Linked DNA regions of Homo sapiens: all the other regions are linked to region 1. A link is a loop called in an ENCODE intact Hi-C map of the cell type or tissue named here. Cell type or tissue: CD4-positive, alpha-beta T cell. All regions are shown on one strand.

Region 1 (5,000 bases):
ACATTGTGGCCCGAGACCTGGCAGGCCACAACGACACGGCCATCATCGGCATCTACATCCTGAGGGACGACCAGCGCGTCAAGATCGTCATTAACGAGATCCCCGACCGTGTGCGCGGCTTCGAGGAGGAGTTCATCCACCTGCTCTCCAACATCACTGGGGCCATTGTCAATACTGACAATGTGCAGGTGCCTCATGGGCCCACCCGGGGCCGGGGCAGTGGAGGGAGAAGGAAGGGGAGGCCAGGCCACAAGGAGAGACAGGGCATTGTGCAAAGGCCAGGGCGTGAAAGGCAGTATAGTCCCTACTTAGTCATTTCCTATCAGTGCAGCTTTGATAAAGTTCTCCCAGGTCTCTGGGCCTCAGTTTCCTCTTCCATAAAATGGGGCCAATAATAAATAGTACCTGGCCAAGTGTGGATGAAGTGATTGGCACCGTGCCTGGTCCTCAGCAAACATTCAAACATTCAGTAGTGAAGGGTCTATTTGCAGGGAAGGGCAGAAGGGGTTCCTAAAAGAGGCCTGCCCATCCCTGTGGCCCCCTGCTGTGGTGGCCACACCCTACAATACCCCTTCTCATCTAGTTCCATGTGGACAAGAAGGGCCGGGTGAACTTTGCGCAGACAGAACTGCTTATCCACGTGGTGAACCGCGATACCAACCGCATCCTGGACGTGGACCGGTGAGTCGGGGCCTGTGTTTGGACTGTCAGCCTGTCTGTCTGCCTGCCTCCCTGCCCTGGAGTAGGGGAGGGGACACACCAAAGGAGACACAGACCACACCATCAGGCCCACTGTGTGGGGCCATCTCCCAGACTGGGGCAGGGCTAGGAGAGAGAGCAGAGTTTGGGGGTATGAGCAACTCTGTCCCTCTGAGCCTCCCTCTCCCCATCTGTAACATGGGAGTATTCAGGCCATGCGCAGTGGCTCACACCTGTAATCCCAGCACTTTGGGAGGCCAAGCCAGGTGGATCACCTGAGGTCAGGAGCTCAAGACCAGCCTGACCAACATGGAGAAACCTCGTCTCTACTAAAAATACAAATATTAGTTGGCATGGTGGCACACACCTGTAATCCCAGCTACTCAGGAGGCTGAGGCAGGAGAATCGCTTGAACCTGGCAGGTGGAGTTTGCAGTGGGCTGAGATCATGCCACACTGCACTCCAGCCTGGGCAACAGAGCAAGACTCCATCTCAAAAAAAAAAAAAAAAAAAAAAGGGAGTATTCCATCCACTGTAAGGATGGAACAGGATCCTACATGAAGGTTCGAGGAACCTTGTAAAACACAAAGCTGTCCCAGCCGGTGGACCTCAATCTTGCAAGGCTTGGGGTTGTTGAACTTTGGAGGCTTGAGGCAGGAGCAGAGCAGACTGTCGGTGGTGGGGGAATGGCTGAGGAGGAGAGCTGAGACCCCTGCCCCTCGCCCAGGGTGATCCAGATGATCGATGAGAACAAGGAGCAGCTACGGAATCTTTTCCGGAACTACAACGTCCTGGACGTGCAGCCTGCCATCTCTGTCCGGCTGCCGGATGACATGTCTGCCCTGCAGGTACCCGGCGACCGTGCCCCACAGCCCTAGCCGCCCTCCCCACTGCCCGGGCTTACCCTGGTCCTGCTCCCGCAGATGGCGATCATCGTCCTGGCTATCCTCCTGTTCCTGGCCGCCATGCTCTTTGTCCTCATGAACTGGTACTACAGGACTGTGTGAGTGTCCCCCACCCCTGCCATCAGGGGGCCGACCACCTGCTCCCGGATGGCCACGAGGCAGGCAGGGCCTGAGACGTCAGCTTGGCCCCCCTCACCAGCCCCTCTCTGCTTCTCTCCAGACACAAGAGGAAGCTCAAGGCCATTGTGGCTGGCTCAGCTGGTAAGTGAGGGCCATAGTGGGGACACAGGTGAGAAGGCAGTGGGCTGGGGACCTGGAGTGCCCACCGGAGCCACAAGCCTGGCTCAGGCCCTTCACTGGGCCCAGGACCATGCCCCGCACCCCATCCTCCCTCACCCCCCAACACCACCCCTACCCCTGGCTATGCCCCTCCCCTCCATGCCCCAACCCTTCTCCCTGCAGGGAATCGTGGCTTCATCGACATCATGGACATGCCTAACACCAACAAGTACTCCTTTGATGGGTGAGTGGGGTACTGGCCCTGCCCGGTCCCCTGCGGGGAGTCCTGCCAGGACCCAGCTGGGGAGAGCTGCAGTCTCCCAGCGCTGGGGCTGCCGAAACCCAGGCTGTGGGCGCCCCCTGGTGGGCGGGCCACCCTCCCTTCACCCTCCCTCCACCCTCAGAAACCACGTGGCTGACAGGGGCTCTCCACCCCAGTGGGCCTCAAGTTCCAGGGGATGCAGACTTTGGGCAGTGGGTGCAGGGTGAAGCCTCTGCACCAAAGGCAATCCAGACTGACATGCGGTCCTGGTTCCAGCAGGATCCTATGGTGGGAGCATGCACCACAGGCACCAGGGCCTCACACCCCAAGTCAGTGAAAGGCACTATATGGCCAGGGAAATGGGCAGGATGTGGGGTGAGGCTGGAAGGGCACCTGTCTACTCGAGCCTTCCCTCCCTCCCCACCCTTTTCCCTCCCCAACTGCAGAGCCAACCCTGTGTGGCTGGATCCCTTCTGTCGGAACCTGGAGCTGGCCGCCCAGGCGGAGCATGAGGATGACCTACCGGAGAACCTGAGTGAGATCGCCGACCTGTGGAACAGCCCCACGCGCACCCATGTGAGCCAGAGGCGGTCAGGCATCACAAGGGGCAGGGGTGGAGGGGCTGGGTCTTTGCAACCTCTGGCCAAGAAGCTGGGTTCTTTAAGGGGTGGCCCCCTCCCTTGTACATGTGTGTGGGGTCTGCCTCTGCTCCAGCTAACATCCCCTCTCCCCAGGGAACTTTTGGGCGTGAGCCAGCAGCTGTCAAGCCTGATGATGACCGATACCTGCGGGCTGCCATCCAGGAGTATGACAACATTGCCAAGCTGGGCCAGATCATTCGTGAGGGGCCAATCAAGGTGAGCCTTCCCTGCAGGCTCCGCGCCCAGTCCCTTGGCTGAGGTTGGACCCCACTCCAGAGAACACAGGGTGGTAGAGACCTCCAGGCTCAGCTAGACCCACCCTCCACTGGGGCGAGAACACCAGGGCTGATGGGGGGCTACTCCAGCCTGCGGTGGCCTTAAGGGCAGGGCTCAGGAGTGAGTCCACCTGTGTCCAGGCTGGCCACTGTCTCCAGGCTCTGCCGCTGATCCTCTGCCCTAGGATCACCAGGATCAGATGTCCGTGTACCCCTTACTCCCAGAGGGAGTGGGCGAGGGGCGGGGCAGGCAGGGGAGGGCCTTGGTGGGGGTTAACCCTTTCCCTCCCCCAGGGCTCGCTGCTGAAGGTGGTCCTGGAGGATTACCTGCGGCTCAAAAAGCTCTTTGCACAGCGGATGGTGCAAAAAGCCTCCTCCTGCCACTCCTCCATCTCTGAGGTAGCCGGCTGGGTGGCTGGGAGCTGTGTGCTGTGCCCCAGCCTGGGGATGCTCTCTGTCTCTTGCTGTCCTGCTGTCCTTCTCTATGTCTCTGGAGCTCTGCAGCCAGGACCAAAGACAGCAATGGGTGGGGGCCAGGAAGTCAGACAGCAGGATCTGCTTTCTGGGCTTTTGGGGGCTTTCACAGGAATGGGGTAGTCTCTAAGGCAGTCTTTCTCTGATTAGAGGAAGACCTCAAGAACATACCTTTGGGGGTGATGTCACTTTAAGAAACCCGGCTGGGTGCGGTGGTTCACACCTGTAATCCCAGCACTTTGGGAGGCTGAGGTGGGAGGATCAATTGAGGCCAGGAGTTCGAGACCAGTCTGGCCAACGTGGCGAAACCCCATCTGTACTAAAAATACAAAAAATTAGCCGGGCCTGGTGGCGGACGCCTATAATCCCAGCTACTCAGGGGGCTGAGGCAGGAGAATTGCTGGAACCCAGGAGGCGGAGGTTGAAGTGAACCAAGACCATGCCACTGCACTCCATTGGGTGACAGAGTGAGACTTGTCTCAAAAAAAAAGGAAAGAAAAGAAACTGGCCGTCAGGGTCAAATAGGCCTACATATGTTTGCCTGTAATGATTATGTCAACACTTACAAAAGTCAGGCTTTACCTAAAAACGAATCTCCAGCTGGGCCCATATTCTCAACAGGAATAAGCTAGTCGAATAGCCTCATACAGGAGGACAACAGTGCCAGTTTCAAGTCTCCACCCCACCTATTTATCCTCTGCAGCTTGTCCTATTGACACTTTCTGCCTGGACACAATTAGAGGTGATCTGCTTGAGGCCAATTTGGCAACAAACCCAGATACCACAGTTGCATCCCAGGATGTTTATAGAGCACCAAAGTTAATACATAAAATTAAAGATTCTCAGCCAGATGTGGTGGCACACGCCCATAGTCCCAGCTACTCAGGAAACTGAAATGGGAGGATCACTTGAGCCCAGGAGTCCGAGGCTGCACTGAGCTTTGATTACGTTGCTGCATTCCAGCCTGGGCAACAGAGAGAAACCCTGTCTCTAAATAAATAAAGGGCAGGTGCGGTGGCTCACACTTGTAATCCCAGCACTTTGGGAGGCTGAGGCTGGTGGATCATCTGAGGTCAGGAGTTCCAGACCAGCCTGGCCAACATGGCGTGCCTGTAATCCCACCTACGTGGGAGGCTGAGGCCGGAGAATCACTTGAAGTCAGGAGGTGGAGATTGCAGTGAGCCAAAATCGCGCCACTGCGAGACTCTGTCTACACACACATACACACACACACACACAATTTTCACAAGAAGCCGATACACACACACACAATTTTCACAAGAAGCCGATACACACACACACACACACACACAGATTTTCACAAGAAGCCAATCCTCCCAAGAACCCATCTGCAGCAACTTAAGCATTCATGATTCCCCTTTGCAGGCAGTTTGAGAAACAGAGTCTGACAGGCCTGCTGCGGTAGGAGCCCAAGGTTCAGCCACATAGCCAGTGGGTCTCTGGG
Region 2 (5,000 bases), 430 kb before region 1:
GGATGGATGGAGAAAAGGCAAAGGGAGCTGGGAGCCCACTTTGCTTTCCATGGATGCTGTCTGATCCCTTCAACACTGGGGTGTGATCACTGCCTTGCAGGTCCACAGACTGTCTCATCCTCTTGGATGTGAGCACCACCATGGAGCTGAAAACCTTTCTCAGTTTTTTTCGCTCCTAACCTGCCTTCCACAGAATCAGGCAAGTAGTCGCTAATCCTCTCCTGTTGGCTGCAGCCTGCTCCCACTGTGCAGCTAATTCCACCTTCCAACTTAATCATCATGCTTAGCACTTTCAATAAGGGCTTTTCATCTTCAGAGCACTGCTCAGCCATTAGCTGATTACTGTAATCTGTCCAACTCCCAAGACGTCAACCAGCATGGCAATGAGAGGCTTCCCTTATTCTCTTGGAGACTCAGTTTCCTCATCTGTAAAACTGGGTTAATATACCTAACTGGCATGGTCGGTGTAGGGTTTCAGTAAAATAAAGTCCAGAAAGTGTCTGGCACTGTCCTTTGACACCTAACAAGCCCTCAGTAATTGTTTATTATCTGTTTCCTGTATGGTGCAGAGGTTAACTCTCATTGGAGAGCCCAGAAAAATCTGGATTTGAATCCAGCTTCCTCCGCTTAAAGTTACATTTCCTGAGCCTCAGTTTTCTGATCTCTAAAATGGGGGTGATGGCACTGCCTCAGTTGGCTGAAAGATCAAATGATGTGACATATGTGTGTGATGTGCTGGGCACAATGTGAGTCACCTAGGAAGTCCTTCCTGGAAGGAAATGGAGGCAGGGAAGGAGAAGGAGGCTGTAGTGCTCCTTGGGAAGGTGCTAGATAATTCTTTTCTCCTTTGTCCCTCAAGATGTTTGAGGGGAAGAAAGATGCCTATTGTACTCACCATTACAACCCCAGCCAACTACCCCCTTGCCCAGCTGTGTGCTCAAAAAAATAAGTAAAGGAATTCAGTGTGCTATGGGTGGAACTACATCTCAACAGGACTGGAGAGTTTATAGAAGACTTTCAGATTTTTCTTTATCTCACAACCAGAGAAAGTAAACAGGCCAGGGATTATCCCCACATATTACAGACGAGGAAACTGAGGCTCAGAGAGAATAAACACAAGGCCTGCAAACGTTAAGAGCTAGAGCCACCCCATCCCAATTTGGATGCATCAGGAGACGTGTCTAAGCTTTGCCCTCCAGAGGAGCTAGGCCTCTGTCTCAGCTGGAGTTACAGGTCTTCTTGAGACCTTCTAAAGCTACAAGGATTCTGCCTGCTAGCCCTTCCTCTCACCCTACCTGGTATGGGGCTGTATCCCAGTGCGCCTGTTTTTAGTTACTGAGAATTTCAACATCAGGGCAGCCATGAACAGCTGCTGTGGTTGTAACTGTGCAACTCTAGCAGAGGGATCTCATTCATCATAACAGCAATGAATCAGCAAAGAAGTTAAGTCCTCACCATAAAGTTGGGGGTGACTCTAGGAGGTGATAGAGGGCCCTCTCTATACACTGACTGGGCCTGGGTTAGGAGTCCTGTTCCAGGAACCAGGGCTCCTGGCATTCCCTGAATAGGCAGGGTCTGGCATCAGAGTGGCAGCATCAGGAGGCTGATCTCCGCCCTTCCTAGGGAGAAGCGTAGGAAGGACTTGGGAAGTGAACCGTAAGTTTCAAAATGTGAGGGAGTTAAGGAAAGGGAGCAAGACTCTGAGCTGGGTACTTCACGTGCGTTATTACCTATACTGTATCATATGTAAGCAATAATTTAATCTGATAATAAGACTCTTTGGGGCCGGGTGCAGTGGCTCACACCTGTAATCCCAACATTTTGGGAGGCTGAGGTGAGTGAATCATTTGAGGTCAGGAGTTCAAGAGCAGCCTGGCCAAAGTGGTGAAACCCTGTCTCTACTAAAAATACAAAAATTAGCCAGGCAGTAGTGGCGCACGCCTGTAATCCCAGGTACTGGGGAGGCTGAGGCAAGAGAATCATTTGAGCCTGTGAGGCAGAGGTTGCAGTGAGCTGAGATCATGCCACTGGACTCCAGTCTAGGCGACAGAGTGAGATGCTGTCTCAAAAAAAAAAAAAAAAAAAAGACTCTTTGGATAGGCACCATCAACCCATTTTACAGATGAATTAAATGGGGCACACAAAAGTTAATTAAGTTGCCCAAAGGGTGACACAGCAAGGAAGTGGCACAGGTGGGATTCAAATTCAAGCCTACCTGACTCCAGGCCCCACAATGTTGCCTCTAGTTGTTACCTGCATTTTATAATAAGGAAGGCAGCCAAGGCCCAGAAATGGGCAGTGATTTTCCCAGAGTCACACAGCCAGCTAGTGGCTGGGCAGAGACTGAAACCAACAGTCCAGACTTCCAGTTCCAAAATGAGCCCATAAAAGTACCTGGCCCGTAGGAAATCTTCAAGTCGTATTTGTTTTTTCATTTGTTTTTCATTTTTGTTTTAGAGACAGGATCTCACTCTGTTGCCCAGACTGAAGTGCAGCGACACAAACATGGCTTACTACAGCCTTGACCTCCTGGGTCAGGTGATCCTCCTGCCTCGGCCTCCCAAAGTGCTGGAACTACAGGCATGAGCCACTGCACCCAGCCATCCATTAATATTTGTGATAGAAACAAGGCTAGGGAGAATCCCTGGATGGCTGAGGATAGGGGAGCAGCGGGGAGGAGCAGATGGTAAAGAACAGGCCTTGCTGGAGACCACCAACCTGCTGCTTTTTTCTAGGAGTTGCCCTTTAGCCTTCCCTTCAAAGTAGGGCTTGGGGAGGTGACCCAGAGCTGGGAGGGGTGAGAGGTGTCGTGCAGCACTCGGCCTGCAGGTGGCGCCCCACACTGCAGTTCTGTACTCCCCCAGGGAATGGGAGCCTGCAGGGGATTTTCCTGTGGCTGGGCGGGGTGGGACCAGGGCAGTGGGTCTCTCACCAGCGTTTTCAGGATGCCCCTAGACAACAGCTCCCCTCTCACCCTGGCCGCCTATGCCTGGCTGTGGCTGTGGCAGCAGATGGCTGACAGGGCCCAGATGGGAACTCACACCTCAACTCCTTCCTCCCTGGTCATGCCCTCTGCAGGGCCCTGGGTGAGAAACCTCAGAAGGACTTGAGGTCATCCAGCTGCTTGACCTTGGCCAGTTTACTGAGCCTCTTGGATGCCTACTTTCTTCATCTGTAGAGCAGAAGTGGGTTTTATTTCCAGGGTACTGGGAGGATCAGATGGAACATTTATAAAATGCCTGGCCCAGGCTGGGCATGGTGGCTCACACCTGTAATCCCAGCACTTTGGGAGGCTGAGGTGGGCGGATCACGAGGTCAGGAGTTCGAGACCAGCCTGGCCAACACGGTGAAACTCTGTCTCTACTAAAAATACAAAAATTAGGGCCGGGTGCGGTGGCTTACGCCTGTAATCCCAGCACTTTGGGAGGCCGAGGTGGGTGGATCACCTGAGGTCGGGAGTTCGAGATCAGCCTGGCCAACATGGAGAAACCCGTCTCCACTAAAAATACAAAAATTAGCTAGGTGTAGTGGCACATGCTTGTAATCCCAGCTACTCGGGAGGCTGAGGCAGGAGAATCGCTTGAACCTGAGAGGTGGAGGTTGCAGTGAGCCAAGATCGCACCATTGCACTCCAGCCTGGGCAATAAGAGTGAAACTCCATCTCAAAAAGAAAAAAAAAAAATGCCTGGCCCATTGCAGGCACTCAGCAGACGGGAACTGTCAGGATTATTCCCATGGACAGTGGCTGCCTGTCCTGATGTCACATCTGCCTGGCAGCTATCTCTTCTTAGTCTTTCCCACCTCACAATGGCAATCCATCACACCATGCCTTACCAGTCACCGCCAAGCTCTGTTATCCATGCCCTACAGACCTGGTACTGCCTGGAAGACAATATAGAAGAGCAGTTAAGTGGAAGGCCCCAGTTCTCACCGTCTGTGTGCAAAACCTTGCCTCTGCGCCTTCCTGTGTGGCCTCGGTCGAGCGGCTCCCGTGTTGCAGATTCTTAGTGCTCAACACTACATAGCACAGGCTCCTGGAAGCTAGGTTAGAGCCATGTGACTCACTAGCTCTGGCCAGGGAAATGGGGGAACAGGAGTGACGTGGGCATGTGTCACTCTAGGCCAAGGCAGGTAAGAGACTGTGGATTCCTCTACCCTTTCTTGCCCTGCCACAGTGACCTGTGTGTGGCCAAAGGGCCTTGTGTTTCCATGGTAAAGCACTAAGATAGAAGCACCCTAGATCCCCCAAGCCACTCTCAGAGGAAAGCCACCCCACCAGCATCGTGTTATATATGAGCAAGAAGTAAACTTTTATTGCCACTGAGGCTTCAGGGTTTGTTTATACCACAGTGTAACCTAGGTTAATTTTACGGATGCAGCCTCCCTGTGCCTCAATTTTCTCATCAGTGAAAATGGGGATAACAATAGCACTACTGTCATAGAGTTGTTGTGAGGGTTAAATGAGATCGTGGATGCAACCCTCTTAAGATGTAAAAATCTTAGTTTTTATCATTCTATGGGAAGATACAGAACAGTATGAAATGATCCTACATGCTCAGAGCAAGCGGGGCCCTGGGAACTTGAACTCACATTTCATGTTTAGATGAGGACACCAAGGCTTGGGGCAGAGGAGGGGATGCCTTGTTCAAGGTCATGCAGGCAAATGGTGGGAGAGTCAGGGCTGAATCCTGACTTTCTGAGCCCTGTCCAATGTATTTTCAGACACATTTTGGTCCCTGCCTTCTGGGAGCTCATGATCTAATTGGAAACAAGACAGACATACTGTGGAAAGATCATTCAAGATTCCATGCTATACCCAGATGCGAGAGTCATCCAGACAGTGAGGGTTCTGAGGGCCAGAGGAAGACAAGGACCTGGGGGGTCTGGGAAGTGGGCAGAAAAGGCTTCTGGGAGCTGATGGGATTTGAAGAACGGATTTCAGCAGAGAGGAGGAGTGGGCAGAGGGCAATGGTGGGGGAGACAACAGTATAATCCCAGGC
Region 3 (5,000 bases), 240 kb before region 1:
GCCTCTTGCTCTCTGGGACACAGGACAGAGGTGTTCACCCAGCTGTGTCCTGACACCATCCAACCTGCAGGGCCCAAAGGAGTTCAGGCATCCTGCCTCTACTCCACAGAGTGGTGACATTCCACATCATCCCTCTGTGCCAAGCACATTGCTGGCCCCTGGGAATTCCAGGATGAGTGAGTCAAGGGCAGAAGGCAGGAGAGGGTAATTATCCCATCTGATGGCTGACTCTGTTGAGGGTCACACAGCCCATGAGTAGTGGCGGAGCAAGAACCCAAACCAGGTTGTCCACCTCTCAGTCCAGTGCCCTGACCACCATGCCCCATGGCTAGACATCTCCAGGTCTCAAGAACATCGCAGCATGCCCTTTGTGCCAGCTGTTTGGGAGATCCTGGGGAACAGGCAAGCCACACTCTAAATAGGGTCCTCCCCCTACCCGCCCCCTCTCCTTGCTCCCAGCTGCTGCCTCAGGGCATAGCTGGAGCCATCAGCTGGCAGCAGGGCCGTAAGCTGGCCTGTTGTCCCTTAGATTCTGTTGACAAAGCTTACGCCAAGAGCAAAAAAACATGGGAGTCCCTCTCAACCCTCCAGGTCCTATCTGCCTGACACTCAGCATCCACTCCTGACCCACATAGCTGTCAAGGGGCCTGCCGGCAGCGCTGGGGGGCTCTCCTTGGTAGGTCACAGGCTCTAGATCCAAGGCTCTGGATCTGGACTGGGTCCAGAATCCAGTTTTGAAAGATGGGGTGCCCCCAGACTTGGCCAAGATGCAGAGAGAGGCCTCAAGACCCAGGAAATGCGAACTTCTTGTTTGGCCCTGGCCCAGTGGCTGTGGGGAGGTCACTGCAGGTGACACTCACGTTCTTTCCTTCTCCCCTGTTTAAGTGTTAGTTGCCTGGGAGGAGCTGTGTGCTGCTGTTTGTAAAACTGACCTCAGAGGTCAAGGGGACATGCAAGCCCAGGATTTGCTTTTTGTGCACATTTGCCTGCACCTTCCATGCAGCCTGGCACCCACACATGCGCTGCCCCTCCACCGCACTGTTTGCACACACCAGGGCCCAGAAACACGCAGATGCTTGCCCGCTGTGGGATAATTTCCACCCACCATAAAAATGGCTTTGGACCGTGGGGAATAGACCAGAGCTGGGCACAGGCAAGAATCTGGGTGGCGGGGCCTATCAAGAGGACTGGGCTCAAGCTGGGATGATGAATACAGTTAAATTGCTGTTACTCTCCCAGTAATCAGGCTTGGAAGCAGCAGAACAGGAGGGGCCCTAGAAGTCCCTCTCTAGATGGCTTCTCCCTTGCTTCTGGAGGAGCTGACACCGAGTCCTTCTCGGGGCTGGTGCTGTGCCCTTGGCTGCTGAGCACTTCCCCAAGGAAGGAGATTCTCGGCCTGGCATTGCGGGCAACAGTGTCAGTTCCCAGCCACCACTGAGCTGGTACCAGGATGGGGAAATTGAGGCATCCTCTGGGAACAAGCTGCTGAGAGCCATGGGCCCCAGAGTTACAGCTGGGAGCCTGACAGGATCACTCCCCTTTCCCCACCACAGAGTCCAGAGTGGGCTGGGCAGGGGCATTTGTGGCATGAACAGGACTGCAGTCACAGGTATGGGACAGAGAGGGCCTGTGCCAGGCTAGACAAAAGCCAGCTGCCTGCAAAAGCCTGGTTATGGCAAATCAGAGCCACTGGCATCCCCTGTCCAAGAGGTCAGGGGACTTGTTTTGAGCTTCCCCGCTCCAGCCCTGGGTGCCTGGTGGTCATTCAGGTCCCTAGCTGGGAGCTCTCCCCATGGGCAGTGCCCAAGCCTGCCGTGTGGGCCCCAGTCCTGGAGCCTGGGAGGCTGCCTGCCGAGAACCTCTCTGCTCACCTCCTGCTTCCAGACCTTCCTCTCCCTTGCAGCACCCACTCCCATCCCTAAAGGCCCTCCCACCCTCTCATTGGCTGTCCCTGAGGATTCCTAAAGACAACCAGCCCTCCCTTCTCCTAGGCACAGCAGCTCCATCTCTGCAGGCCAGGAGGAGGCACCAGGCTTCTTGGAACTCCAGGAATGCCTTGCTTCATTCAAGTCACCCCAGACAAACTAAGGGAGAGCTAACCTGGGGACAGTCGCTCCTCAAATCTTAGCTCAGAGAATGTTCGAGCCTGAGGGGCCTTAGAAGTCATTCACTTGAGCCCCTTCATCTCACAGAAAAGGACATCAGATTCCCAGGGGGAAAAAGAACTCATTTGAGGTTACTCAGCAAATTAAGAGACCGAACTGATGTTAGAGCCCCAAGTCAAAACTGTTAGTGGCAAATTTTTATGTGAAAGGATCTGAGTTTGAGTTCTGGCTACACACTTAGAAGTTGTATGACTGTGGACAAGTTACTCAGCCTCTCTGAGTCTCTGTTAACTCATCTGAATAATGGGCTCATCATAACTACAGATGCGAGTGAAGTGCCCGGTAGAGTGGCTGCCACGTCATCTGTACAAAGCACTGCAGTTACTATTATTGCTGGCTATTGTTATTCAGTTGCAGCAGGCTACTTAAACAGTAGAAGATAGATTTGGAGTTTTCTTTCTTGCCAAGCATTAAAAAAAAATTTTTTTTTTGAGATGGGGGTCTCGCTATGTTGTCCAGGCTGGAGTGCAGTGGCTATTCACAGGTGCAATCTTGGTGCACAACAGCCTCGAACTCCTGGGCTCAAGTGATTGCCCCACCTCAGCCTCCTGAGCAGCTGGGACTACAGATGCATCGTTGAGGTTTTATACAATGAAATTCCCAACTGACGGTTTAAATATTGCTTGCCTGGCTGCAGGGGGATGGCCTGTGTGACCTCTCAGGAGTCTTTCTCGGAGTCCCCCAGATGTCACAGACCCTGGAGCTCCCCCTGCTGGTTGGATTGGGAAAAGTCACTGAACCAGTAAATCCCCAGCCCAAAGCAAGGGACTCATGAATGCAGGGACACAGGTGCCAGATTAATCCCCTCTGTGGCCTTTCTTCTGAGGAGTCCCCATCTTTGTCAATCCTCTGCTGCCCTGGGATGAGTGGGGGCAGGAAGTGGGCACAGAGAGGGGTGGTGACCTCCAGCTGAACTCAGCAAAGGAGCTGAGGGCAGCACCATATCTACTCCAAGCTGGTCATCCCACCACCGGATGTCCAAGGAAGTCAGGCCTGGGCTACTAGGGGCTGGAGGTCTAGCTGTACCCCAGCCCTGCTTTGTAACACTGGATAAGCTGCCTTCCTCTGGACCTTGGGGATGCTGTTTGTGTTTTCCTGTACAGCTCAGAAATCACCATGGCTTCTTAGAATTCTTAAGCTTCCTTTTACTAAGCCCTTCCCTGCTGGAGTGCAAGAGCATGGGTGTGTGTGTGCGTGTGCATGTGTTTGCACTTATGTGCTGCACGGTGCAGGTCTGTGTGTGTGTGTACATATGTGTGTGAGTGTCCCCACCATCACTCAACCTAAGGCTGTGTGTTCTCTCCGCTCTCTAAGGATCAAGACAAGACCAGGCCTCTGTCCACCCTGGCCAACTTGGCCATCATCATCACAGATGTCCAGGACATGGACCCCATCTTCATCAACCTGCCTTACAGCACCAACATCTACGAGCATTCTCCTCCGGTAAGACTCCTGGCCCTTCCTTCTCAGAAGTCCCTTCTCAGAGGGACTTCCTTCTGAGCTCCTGTTAGGGATGGGCCCTGTTAGTGGGCTGGGCTCCTCCTTGGCTCCTCCGCAGTCCCTGTGCGTGGCAGTGATGAGTGTTCTGGCACAGCGAAACCCCAGCCACTCTTCACACCACGCCCATCTCCTCACCCTCTCACTCTACCCAAGGGGCTCTGTGTGGCAAAGAACAAAGGCTTCCAGGGCAAGTAACGGGGAGCCATTCAGACAGACTTATGTGGAGGGATGGGGATCCCATGGAAAATTCAGCCTGTGCTGAAGAATGGACTCAGTCTGGCTCCACAGAACATCAGTGTGGCTCAGCCGTGTCTCTGCCGTGTCAGTCTGTCCCTCTCTGCTGATGAGCACTGCCAGAGAGGGTGGCAGCTGCCCTTCTTCAAGGGTCCTCTTGGCCCCGGCTCTTCCCTGCGAGCTTGCAGCTCCTTCTGCCCTCCCTAATGCCCAGTCTTTGGATTTCTTAAGTCCAGGTTTCCAAGAAAGGCTCCTGATTTTTCTGGTGTGTTGCAAGGTCATAGGTCACCAGCCTGTAGATCGGCTACCCATGGGTGTCTTAGAGGACAAAACATGCCTCGGCCCACTCTGCAAGGCTGTGGATGGAGCAGCTTTGCTCAGCTGTGGGCCAGACGGGCAACGGCAGCCATCTCTAGTCTCATAACCATTCGTGCGTCTGTGCAAACTTGAATGCAACACCGGCTGTGGGTGGAAAAATTAGAAAAATGCGCCTCCCCTAGGCAGTCACAATCCCTGGTCATTAGCTTAGGGAACAGCGTTTGGGGAAAGAAAAATGAGCCCCTTCTTTTGAGAGAACTCAGTGTGCTTAAAGGAAGGACTCAGCTTTGGGAGCAAAGTGGGGCACCCGCCTAAGGCTCGTGAGCGTTCAGGGCCCCACCCGCACCCCTGCACAGGCTCACAGAATTGAGTGTGACAGGTGAGCTTCCCTTGACTGGGGTGCAGGCTGTGCTCCTGGGCCTGACCCCTCATTTGGAGACCATGGCTGCCCTGGCCACTGGCCTCCCTTCACAGCATGAGGCCGCAGTCTCCTGGTGTATGGGGCTGGCATTTGGCCACTTCCTTCTTGGGACAGGTGTGGAGGGAGGCTCTAAGAAGCAGGATCCTTTCCGGCCTGCTACTGTTGAGTGTTTGAAGCTGCTTTGAGAGTAGAGGGGGACAGATCAATGCCCCCAATTCCCCAGCCTTCTCTTTCTTAGCATTCCGTGGGCAGTGGGAGCCCCTGCTTTTGAGACTGAAGGCTGTCTCTTCTCAGCACAGCCCAGCCCATTTCCCATGACTTTCCTAGCCCCTTTTCTCTCTGCCCCTAGCCCAACTTTGCCA

Evidence for each region. Peaks named below come from ENCODE experiments on the same cell type or tissue, not always from the same donor. Only the 100,000 strongest peaks of a DNase experiment are listed, where the experiment ranks them.
Region 2: a loop joins it to region 1, with 10 times the contacts of the local background. A loop is called at or near these places in 75 of 110 quality-filtered maps.
Region 3: a loop joins it to region 1, with 4 times the contacts of the local background. A loop is called at or near these places in 7 of 110 quality-filtered maps.

Annotation. Positions count from the first base shown.
Region 1 is chr10:71,809,889-71,814,888 of GRCh38, forward strand. It overlaps CDH23 (cadherin related 23), which reads left to right. Exons shown (of 70, transcript NM_022124.6): 61 at 1-188; 62 at 584-681; 63 at 1,427-1,547; 64 at 1,623-1,702; 65 at 1,825-1,865; 66 at 2,067-2,127; 67 at 2,592-2,721; 68 at 2,880-3,002; 69 at 3,356-3,460. It overlaps LOC124902446 (a long non-coding RNA gene), which reads right to left and starts at 2,870. Exons shown (of 2, transcript XR_007062185.1): 1 at 1,604-2,870; 2 at 1-737. RefSeq lists an enhancer at 1,175-1,677. In CD4-positive, alpha-beta T cell, CTCF peaks have their summits at 2,241 (motif pointing left) and 2,441; DNase peaks (open chromatin) are centred at 2,243 and 2,682.
Region 2 is chr10:71,381,568-71,386,567 of GRCh38, forward strand. No RefSeq gene overlaps it. Among named protein-coding and RNA genes, the nearest start is that of CDH23, 13 kb to the right of the region's middle. In CD4-positive, alpha-beta T cell, CTCF peaks have their summits at 2,826 (motif pointing right) and 3,026; a DNase peak (open chromatin) is centred at 2,854.
Region 3 is chr10:71,567,311-71,572,310 of GRCh38, forward strand. It overlaps CDH23 (cadherin related 23), which reads left to right. Exons shown (of 70, transcript NM_022124.6): 8 at 3,480-3,608. Among named protein-coding and RNA genes, the nearest start is that of CDH23-AS1, 58 kb to the left of the region's middle. RefSeq lists enhancers at 281-1,102, 4,504-5,000. In CD4-positive, alpha-beta T cell, CTCF peaks have their summits at 2,853 (motif pointing left) and 3,057; a DNase peak (open chromatin) is centred at 2,881.